2 separate regions of the Homo sapiens genome follow, and region 1 is linked to region 2. Evidence: chromatin loops called from intact Hi-C (ENCODE). Cell type or tissue: IMR-90. All regions are shown on one strand. Links, peaks and the distances in the headings refer to the core of each region. The heading gives the core; the rest is flanking DNA. Region 1 has its middle 55 kb from the start of LINP1. Region 2 overlaps LINC00707 (long intergenic non-protein coding RNA 707).

Region 1 (5,397 bases), core at 328-5,327, 100 kb after region 2:
CCAGCCTGGATGACGGAGTGAGACTCTGTCTCAAAAAAAAATAAAAATAGAAATTGAAAATTTTAAAAAAAAACTTAAAAAGTAGATCAGGAAGAGTAGTAGTTATTATTTTTAAGAAAAGAATATTAACATATTGGAAATCTGAAGCCTATCCACAGGTAGAATTGGCAGCTGGATAATTTCATACTGGTAAGAAGAGAATATTGTGTTGACCCATCTGTTCTGCAGCAGAAAGGGCGCTGGGCTTGAGAACATCCTCTCTTTAATTACTGAAGTCTCCAACATCAGGACCAGCATGTTTGCAGATTTTCTGCAATTTCAACTACTCAGGGCCAGAATCTTTCTTACAAGAAAAGTTTTCCTAATGTGTAGGGAACTTGTAAAGGTCAACATTTTGGTTACTCTCTTTGACTGAAAAAGCAATAAAACTTGGGGTGTCATACAAAATGAATTGTCACTCTATTTAAATACAGAGTAAACATCTTTCTATGGAATACATTAGTTCTCCATATTTTTCCCTATTAATGTGCTTAGCAGTATTTATTCTTTTAATAGTTTTTTGTTTGTTTGTTTGTTTGTTTGTTTAGTAGAGACGGGATTTCACCATGTTGCCCAGGCTGGTCTCAAACTCCTGACCTCAGGCAGTCTGCCCGCCTCAGCCTCCCAAAGTGCTAGGATTACAAGCATGAGCCACTGTGTCCAGTCAGATTTCGTTTTATATTGCCATGATCTAAGAGTTTACATTTGTCAGTATTTCCTCTATAACATACCATGACATCTGAATGACTTATTTCTCTTGGCAACTGTAAGATGATAATGAAATTGATCCTTTCTCTTCACATCCATGAAAAGACTTTACTTCCCTGAATGTCAGCAATGGTCCCTGTGGTTATTTTTTGGGAACTCAAGAGTTTATTTGTGAAAATGCCCAGATAATCAGCTGCCCTTCCATAGACTTCTTTCTCCTGGAGTTCCCTCTACAAAGGCTCCATGTGAAGTAATCCCTGTTTATACTATTGGTGTTCACAGTCAAAAACATTTCACCAAGCAAATGCAAGCAGTCACGTGAAAAGTTTTTTGTTGCTGTTTTGTTTTTTAAAAAGACAGAGTCTCATTCTGTCACACAAGCTGGAGTGCAGTAGCGTGATCATAGCTCACTGCAGCCTCAAACTCCAGTCGTCACTCAATTCTCCTGCCTCAGCCTTCTGAGTCACTGGGATTACAGGTGCACACCATTGCACCTGGCTCCCAGTGAAAAGGTTTCATCTGTTTAAGTCCCGTCTTAGCTCTGGCTGCCACAACAAAACACAACAGATTTGGCAGCTTACATAACAGAATATATTTTCTGACAGTTCCAGAGGCTGGAAAGTCCAAGAACAAGGTGCCGGCTGATTTGGTCTCTGGCGAAGACTCCATTCCTGGCTTATAGATGGCTGTGTTCTCACTGTGTCCCTGCATGGAAGAGCTCTGTTTATAAGGACACAATTCTACCAAGTTAGGGCCCTATCCTTCTGACTTAATTTAACCTTAGGTACCTTCTGAAGACTGTATCTCCAAATACAGTCATATTAGGAATTGGGGCTTCAACATATGAATTTTTGGAGAGGACACAATTCATTCCATAGCAGTTACCCGTCCACAACACACCTGCATATTATAAACAAAGGGTTGACTTCTATCCCCCATGCTAATAGAGAGATCACTCAAACAAATAGTTCAAAATGGGAGTATGGCCTCTAAACTATTTATATCTCACATTGGACTAAATTATGCATTTGGTTTTACCATTTGTTGTGTTACCTAAGATTTACCGTGCTGCATTTTAAATTTTACTTGAGTTGTTGTTAACAGTAAATCATGTCCCGTGAGCATCTGCCAATTGAAAATAAGTGAAGAAAAAGTTTTCAAACATAATCAACAGGGTGCCTAAGCTATCCAAGGATTGTCAACTCACTGTGTCATCTTCCCACTCTTTATTTATTCTTGAGATATTTACTGAGACCATGTTGGGCGAGGCCCTGTACTGGTCTCTGTGATGGTATCTTCAGAAGCTTTCACTTTAGTAGACAACGTAAGTCACACAACTAAGTAACGGCACGCATGGTAGAAAGTGATATGTTCTGTAGGAGAGATATAGAAAAAATTGTCCCGATATAGAAAAAATTGTCCCTATGGCAGTTTAAAGAGGGAAGAGAAGCTTCAAAGGAGGTGATGGGCAGACAGCATTTGAAATAGGTCTTAAGTGATAGGTTGAATTTGGACATTTGGAGATAACGGGTAAAGAAATGCCAGGCAGAGGAAGCAGAATTCATTTGAAATAAAGTTAACTACTCTTGAAGAAACTGCATATCTGTGCTGTTAATTTAGAGCTCTCTTGTAATGTGACTACAACTTTGGCAACATGAAGAGATAAAAACGATACTACTCACCAAAATGCAAATTCTGACCCATTGAATAATAAACTGATTAATAAGGCCATCCCTGAGAAGAATGTCTTTTGTTCATATAGCTCAGAATAAATTGTTGCATGGTAACAATGGAACCAGCCAGTTCATTGCACTTCCCTCCCATAGACTGAGAATGAAGCTTTCTTGTTACTAGATTACATTTTTGAAGAAAGAAATATATATATATAATACTGCCCTTTAGAAGGAAAGCATAATTTCCATTCCAAACATTGGTTTTGGGTGGCAGACACACACACTCATTAGGACAATTCTCTGTGGCATAATCAACATTGCTGTTGAATGTATTTCTGATGGAAAAAAAATCCCAAAAATACACTTGAACTTGTATAATCTCTGAAAAATTATACCTTTCTTTAATGTTTTACCCCCAAAATTTCTTTTGTAGTTAATGCCCATGATGAATCAAATAATGAACCAATGAGTTAGCCTAAACACAAAAGGGCCAGAAAAAGAAAAAAAAAAAGAACTATGCTAATAAAAAAGATCAGAATATGCCACCCTTAAATATGCCACTTTGACATAAAAATTATTTGAGCTGAAGGCACTAGAGAAACAGCAGATACAGGAAGAATTCTCTGGCCTTCCTCTTTCTGCCTGAAAAACAGGGAATACATTTTTATTTGTAAAGGCGTCTCCCTCTCCTGTACCAGGAAGAGGAGAATGACTCTTAATCATGCAACATAACGCTTATCACTAGAGACTTGCGTTTGAATTAAAAAAAAAAACTTACTAAATAACCCTTGTCTATATATAATATATATTTTATATATATATAATTTTTTCCACAATTTATCACACCTAGAAACCCCTTTTCTTTTGTCACTTCTTCACAATGTATCACCCTTTGTTAAAATAGTATATAAGCTCTCAAACTTAACCATTTCTTTGGGATTTCACTTCTTTTCTGCAAAGCTGCCACATGCATTTGAAATAAAATGTTTTTTCCTGTTACTCTGTATTTTATCAGTTTGATTTGCAAGCTCCAGTTACAGAACCTAAGGTGATAGAAAGAAGTTCCCCTAGATTGGCAACATCATGACTATCCAATAAATGTTTGTAGAAAGATGCCAACAGCCTTTAGGTACTCCCAAAGGATCAGATAATTATTAGATCTAGGAGGTGGGGTCGGGAGTGGAGTATCTCGAGACCATGCCAAACTTCTCTTTACCAATGAAGAAACAGGGACTGGGAGTCTTATTTGTGACACACAGCCCAAGCACTCACCGCGAATTTACATTTAAGTTACCAATTAGAGGTATGTTTGCAAAATGAGTCTTCTGACTGCATTGCAGAATCCTTTCTGCTATTCCCTGGTGCCTCTCAACTCACACAACCAGAGAAACCCAGTTTAACCTTTTTTATTTGTGTCTGTTTTTAACACATGTATGTTATTCTTATTTGATTACCAGTGTGATAGAAAATATCCATAGAATCCTGAGATGAGTTGGGCAGATAATAAATCTCGACTTGCTGGACGCTTAGACTTGGAGGACTTCCTTTGAACACAGAAGTACGTCCTGCCATTTGAAGATTTGAAGATGCATGTGAAAATGAGATTTTTTGAGGTTTTGTTTCCCAGGCAACTGCTCTCAATTCAAGATTGGATGTGAGCATTAGAATCCCCCCAGAGGTACTCTCCCCCTCCCACCCTCATCCTCTTTACTGCAATGAAGCTGTAGACTCAGAGGACCCAGCGTTCTAGCCTCCTTTGGAGACTGAAAGCAGATGCAGAGAAGGTTAAGAAATGATGCGAAATTCGTAAGCATAAAATGCCTGCAGGCAAGCAAAGCATTCTAAAAACATTCAGTGCCGAGAAAAGGCACGTGTTGACCAACGTATGGGGAGGCTAGAAAAGATGGGAAAAGAAGCCATTCTGTCATCGGTCATAACCTTCCAATATCATTTTATCTCAGCAGATAATGGAACAGGGAAAGCCAGGTTTTTCAAAGCCATAAAGTAAAGCTTTAGTAGCTGAATGACAACTAAATTGCTGTCGGGGTGGTTTAGCACAAAACAAGCCACTACTGTTCTCTGTTAAAACAGTTCCTGAGATTTGCAAGCCAAGGAATCCAAAATCACCCAAGCAGTCAACATGACTTAAAGATTTTCCAGTAGTTTCAGGGCCCATTAAATTTATGTAATATCTACAATATCAACTATGAAAAAAATGTTTTGTATTCATGGATAAAATGTAAGTGGCTACTTCTCCAGAAAAGAGTATATGTCTTTTCTACCAGAAACTTCAGCTTTTTGAAGCAATGGAGAGTTTCACAGTGGGGGGGTCTGGCGGCATGGGACATCTTAAACTGGTTATTTCAAAGGTATTTTTTTCTTTCTCAATGTGATCATGGCACTAGACTTTAGATATAAATCATAAGAAGCACATGTCGAATTTGACATTGGTAAACAAAAGTAACCATTGAGCCCCTAGGAGTTAGAACATTTTCTTGGCAGGTTAAAGGTAAAAATGTGTTCTTTAAAAGAAAGATCCAGATGAAAGTATTTGTCATTAAACTTTCACTATTTCTCTCTCTCTCCACACACACACACACACACACACAGTTATCGATCTATCGCTTCTTCTATCAAGTGTATTTCTGAGAAATAGTCTAAGAATATCTAGCTTAGCAATTCTTTTCAGTAATGAAGCTTGTGTAGAAGAAGAGGTATGTGTGATGTGAATTCTAGACTATTCTAGAAGACTATGAGCTTTTTTCTGAATTTCAAGAAATCTTGCTATCTTTTCTTGATGAAATTAACCTATATACCACTACCCTGTATTTTCTGTGGAGCTAAGATAATAAGGTCCTCAAGTTTTCATTTCCCAATAATTTTTCTAATTTCTTTTGTTTCATTTTGATGCCAGGACCCACGAGACTGAGAGAATTAGCTATTGAACTTTTCAGAGAGCTCAGTTGTTTTTGTTTTT
Region 2 (5,341 bases), core at 1-5,000:
CTATTGACATTTTTCTGGGCAAGGAAGAAAAATGTGTTCACCTGCCTTCCAGGGCCCTTTTATATTGCCCTAAATTCTGCTACTTGTTCTCCTATTCAATCTTGTATCAGATTTCCTTCTCAGAAAAAAAAAAAAAAAGGCTGACATGAAGAATAATTCATATTCATAGAGTCAATTCTGCTGAAAATAATCCCTAGGGCTTTAAAGCACTGCATCCCGAATTAAAATGCTCTGGACGCTCAGGGTTTGGGCTTGTGTCTCTCCGGGGATGCCATTCATGGTTTATGCATATTAGGTTATTTTCCAAATTCTGCTGTTTTGCTCTGGAAAACAGATTTAAAAATCCAGTTGAGATACATCTGGAAGACTTTAAAAACTGGGAAAGATTCTCATCTGGATGGGATGGTTTAAGTGTGATGCTGCTTGAATTTGGAGCCAACGGCCATAAGATCTTTCCAGGCCGTTTCCAAGACTTGAATTTTATAATACTATGAATATCTAACCAACAATCCCCTCAGGGATAGATTTCAAAATTGGACATTATGTGAAAAAAAAATCAATTAATTTTTTTTTTTTTTTTTTTTTGATGTAGTAGAAAGGCCCTGAGCTGGGATTTTTAAAATATGGCTTCTTGTCCCAGCTCTCTCCTAATTAGATGAATGACTTGGGAAGTCACGTAACCTTCATGGGCCTCAGTTTCATTGTCTGCAAATGAGTATTTGCTTGATAATACCCAATGTCTCTTTGAATTGCCTGTCCAATAGAGGTTTTAATTATTTATTTTCCATTTGTCCGCTTCCCTCTATATTCCATTGTCATTTCCTGGTCCTCATTCCAAGTAATGCATTGATTCTGGCTTCTCCTCTCACTAGCTGTGCAACTTTAGGCAAGTTACTTAACCTTTCTGTGCTCGGAAAAACAGTCTTCATATTGTCTGCCTCATAGAGTATTGTGAGGATTAAATGATTAATGCATGTGAATTGCTTGGCTCAGTAATAAGTAAATAAATGCTAGCCTCTATTCATTATTTTCAATAGACTGGTTTCATTTACTCAAGAGTATAGCTGATGCACTTTATTCCTGGATAACAAGGATAGAGTTGAGGTCATTATTATCAAGAGTGGCCTCCATTTATTGAAGAAAAGTAAACCTATTAGATTATTGACTCTTTTTCTCTTGCCTAGTCTCAAGTCATTGATTCAGGAGCTCTGCAGAGTAACATGAACTTGAATATCTCTTTCCATCCAGAGCTCTTTCCCTACCCTTGTGTGAACACACAGAATGAATCGTGAAGGTCTGATCTCAATTCAGAGACCTTGAAAGCAAGATCAAGCAGAGGCTTGTCTTTGGCTCCCCCAAGTCTGCAGTACAGGTTGGAATAATCAACATTCAATTGTAGGAAAAAAATGCATAGATTCCAAGTGAAACACTAGTATCACTGAGTAATAGGTTTTAGGAAAATAGATTCAATTATTTGGGGTGATATAATTACACACTACATACTGTAAAATGCTCAGCTCGTAAGTGCACACAGTATGAGTGTTGACAACAGTATACACTACCTGCCCAATGCCCCAGTTGGAATGCAGCGTCAATTCTAGGAAGTTCCCTGCGCCCCTGTCTATCAGGGGGTCTCCTACATCAGCAGCACCTATGATTTTGCTTCCTATCCCCATAGATTAGTTTTGCCTGTTCTTGAACTTCCTATAAATGCACTTTTTGGGTCTGGCTTTTTTTACTCAGCCTAATGTATTTGAGATTAATCCCTGCTGCTGTATGTATCCACTCATTCCTTTTTAGCGCTATGGAGTTAGTATTCCATCGTGTGACTGTACTGTTAATCTGTTTATTCCTTTTGCTGCGCATGGACCTTTGGGCTGTTTTCCTTTCATGCTATTATGAATAAACCTGCCAAGAATGTAGAGAATGACTGCTGCAATGAAGTGATTTTTTCCCTGAACTTTGAAAGTTTTCTGCCATGCGATTATATTTTCTTAAAAAATGAAAGATTTAAAATGCATCTCAAGGTCAGCTCAAGTCTTCCCTCTTTCATAAAGAATTCAGTTCCTCCCCCTAGGGCCCCCAGGCTTCTTTTCTGAACAGCTTTTGCGCGTGCCCACGCACAAATGCAAGCGTTTCGCACACTGCCATCGTGTGGCTTGCTTTTGGACTCTCTTTTAATATTCCTATTGTCTCTTGTGAAAGAGGCTTATCTCCTTCTCAAAGGAAAACTTTGTACATCTAGATATATTTGACAAGTTTGTTTCTGATGATTGTTTTTAGTGGGTCTTGGCCATTGAGAGGGGAAGCTGTTAAAGTAGTAGAAAGATGAAACAAAGGCGTGGAGATAACATGAACTGCTCTAATCAGAGCCCGGACGCAATGTCCCATCCAGTGATTCCAGGGCCCCTTACTCAGGTGAAGGGAAATGCATTGATTTGGAATTTCTGTTACTTGCCCTTTCCTTCCCAGTTCAGAGCACAGGCCTGCTGAAACTGGCTTCACTGTAACTATCCCCAAATATTTCCCTGTGCGCCCCCAGAGCACGCTATTGGAGGAATGTCTGTAAAATCCCTATTCAGACGATGTTCTCTCAGTGGGATGTAAATAGAAACCTAGCTCTGATTGTGTTCATTGTCACAGCACAGATGGGGGTTTCTAGCCTTTAGATGTTGTGTGGTGTGTGCGTGTACTTGTTTGTGTGCGATGTATATGTGTGTTTGCACATGCTTGTGTGTGTGTGCTGTATATTCGTGTGATGTGCAGTGGTGGGCATATATGTGTGTGTAGTGTGTGGTGTGTGTGGTATTTATATGTGTAATGTGTGTGTGCATGTGGTGTGTGTATTTTGCGGGCATATGTGTGTGTGGGAAATGAATGTGTATCTGCGTGTGTGTGTAGTATATTTGTAGTATAGTTTTGTGTGTGTGTGATGTTTCTATGTATATGTGCACGTGTGGTACATGTATTTTTGTGTGCATATGTATGTGTGTGATGTGTGTATGTGTGGTGTGTGTATTTTTGTGTGCATATGTGTGTAATGTGTGTGTGTGGTGTGTGTATTTTTGTGTGCATATGTGTATGTAGATATGTGTGTGCCTGCAGATTTGTGTGTGCATATGTGTATATGAGTGTGTGTGTGCATGTGTGATGTGTTATTGTGTCTCTGTGTCTAGTGTGTACTTGTACACACAAACATGCATGTACACACCTGCACACATCTCTCTTCAGTTCTAAGAGGAGTGATGAAAAAACAGAATTGCTAGGATTAAAAGTGGGAATTGAACAATGAGAACACATGGACACAGGAAGGGGAATATCACACTCTGGGGACTGTTGTGGGGTGGGGGGAGGGGGGAGGGATAGCATTAGGAGATATACCTAATGCTAAATGAGGAGTTAATGGGTGCAGCACACCAGCATGGCACATGTATACATATGTAACTAACCTGCACATTGTGCACATGTACCCTAAAACTTAAAGTATAATAAAAAAAAAGTATCATAGAAATAAATGAGTGAGTTGTTTAGTTATTTGATGATAGAATATCAGCTCTGGCTGCTGAGTAGTGAGAACCGGAGGGGCGAATCCCTAGAGAATGTTATGTGTTCTTCTCTAAAGCCCACAGAATGGCCATGCTCCCACTCTTCCATCCTACTTTTTCTATCAGTCTTCCCTTTCGTAATTGCTGCCTTAGATGGCCTGAGCTTATATATTAAGATCATAGTTTCTTTTACATTTGTTCTTCATTCACGTATTTTATTTTAATGAAAGCGTGCAGAAGAAAACCTAAAAGTACTTTAAAAGCAAATATTTAATGAGTCTTTAGTTAATGGTAATGAATAGCCCTATAGAAAAGAAACATTATTTTCACAATGTTAGAAACACAGTAATAGTTTATCAAAGCTTTATTAGAGTGCTTAATTTAAGTGTTTCAAATCAGAAAGGGTTTTTATAAATGTATTCAAATGTTAAGTAAGGCTGGGCACGCGGCTCATGCCTGTAATCCCAGCATTGTAGGATGCCAAGGCGGGCGGATCACTTGAGGCCAGGAGTTCGAGACTAACCTGGCCAACCTGGTAAAACCCCATCTCTACAAAAAGACAAAAATTAGCTGGGCATGGTGGTGCATGCCTGTAATCCCAGCTACTCGGTAGGCTGAGGCATAAACCCGGGAGGCAGAGGTTGCAGTGAGCCGAGATGGGGCCACTGCACTCCAGCCTGGGCAACAGAGCAAGACACCATCTCAAAAAAATAAAAAATTTAAGTAAGCATAAAACTAAAATTAGAATTTTATTCTTGATTTTTATTATATATGGTAATGTAGTTTTACTGAATATCAACTAACAGTAAATTCAAAATAATGTTTATATATTTTATTATCATGAAATATTACCTATTTATTGTAGAAAATTACAAAATAAAGATTAGCAGAGAGAAAAATACTTACCAACTCAAGAGGATTTCTGTAGGAATTATGGCACATAATAGATATGTGTATACTTTTATGTATATATTATTTATAGAAACAGATATAGAAAGATAAATACTAATATATATGGGTATATGTTTGTATATGTGTAGGTATTTATAATATGATATTTATGTATATGTATATGTATATATTTATGGATATATACACAAAATAAACTGATCATACACTTATTTTTTTCACTTATGATAGGTTATAAACATATTTACATATCAATAAACATTCACCTACAGGATTGTCAATAATGTGAATGGAATTTTCATTCTAACAATGCTGTATATACACACAATTCTCTTGGTAGAATTATTAGGTTGCTTTCAGTTTTTAATTATAAAAAACCTATTGTGAAATTTTGCTTCTAGATGAGATGAAATAACAGAAGCCAGGTTTACCACCCCCCCAACTAAAAAATGAGACAAAATATGAATCAATGGTTTTTGAGACATTGGATATTGGACATCGGACATCAGTCATCAAAGGAAAGAGATGAGAACAAACAAAGCTAAGCCCCAGCTTGTAGTCTTAAAGGGATTCAAGACCACAGTGAAGAAGGGAAAACTCTGACAGAAACTGGCAGACTCCCTGACTTGTTAAGGATGATGTCTGGGGAGATCAGAGTGGTGAGAGTTCACAGCAGAGAGCACTGGGAAGGAGAGAGCTGCATAAAAGAAGATTATGGATGTCTGCAGGCCATCCTCCTCAAGTGTTTGGCAGAGCACTGATCAGAGCATGCATGTGAGGAAACTACCTGAGTCTTTCTTTCTCTGGAAGAAAGAACCACATGAAAAGATTAGTGGAACTGTAGCTGGAGCTCACATGAGCCTGGGAATAGTATCCATTTCCTCCAG

The links. A loop is a pair of places that touch in the nucleus more often than their neighbours do. Peaks named below come from ENCODE experiments on the same cell type or tissue, not always from the same donor. Only the 100,000 strongest peaks of a DNase experiment are listed, where the experiment ranks them.
Region 1: it touches region 2 in a loop (2.3-fold over the local background); 2 of 110 quality-filtered maps call a loop at or near these places.

Annotation. Positions count from the first base shown.
Region 1 is chr10:6,679,608-6,685,004 of GRCh38, reverse strand. No RefSeq gene overlaps it. Among named protein-coding and RNA genes, the nearest start is that of LINP1, 55 kb to the left of the region's middle. In IMR-90, for the core only: no CTCF peak of the experiment used is centred there; no DNase peak of the experiment used is centred there.
Region 2 is chr10:6,783,449-6,788,789 of GRCh38, reverse strand. The region is part of intron 2 of LINC00707 (long intergenic non-protein coding RNA 707); the gene reads right to left. Among named protein-coding and RNA genes, the nearest start is that of LINC00707, 6.5 kb to the right of the region's middle. In IMR-90, for the core only: a CTCF peak has its summit at 2,155 (motif pointing left); DNase peaks (open chromatin) are centred at 1,869 and 2,119; H3K4me3 peaks cover 349 bases; H3K27ac peaks cover 1,036 bases.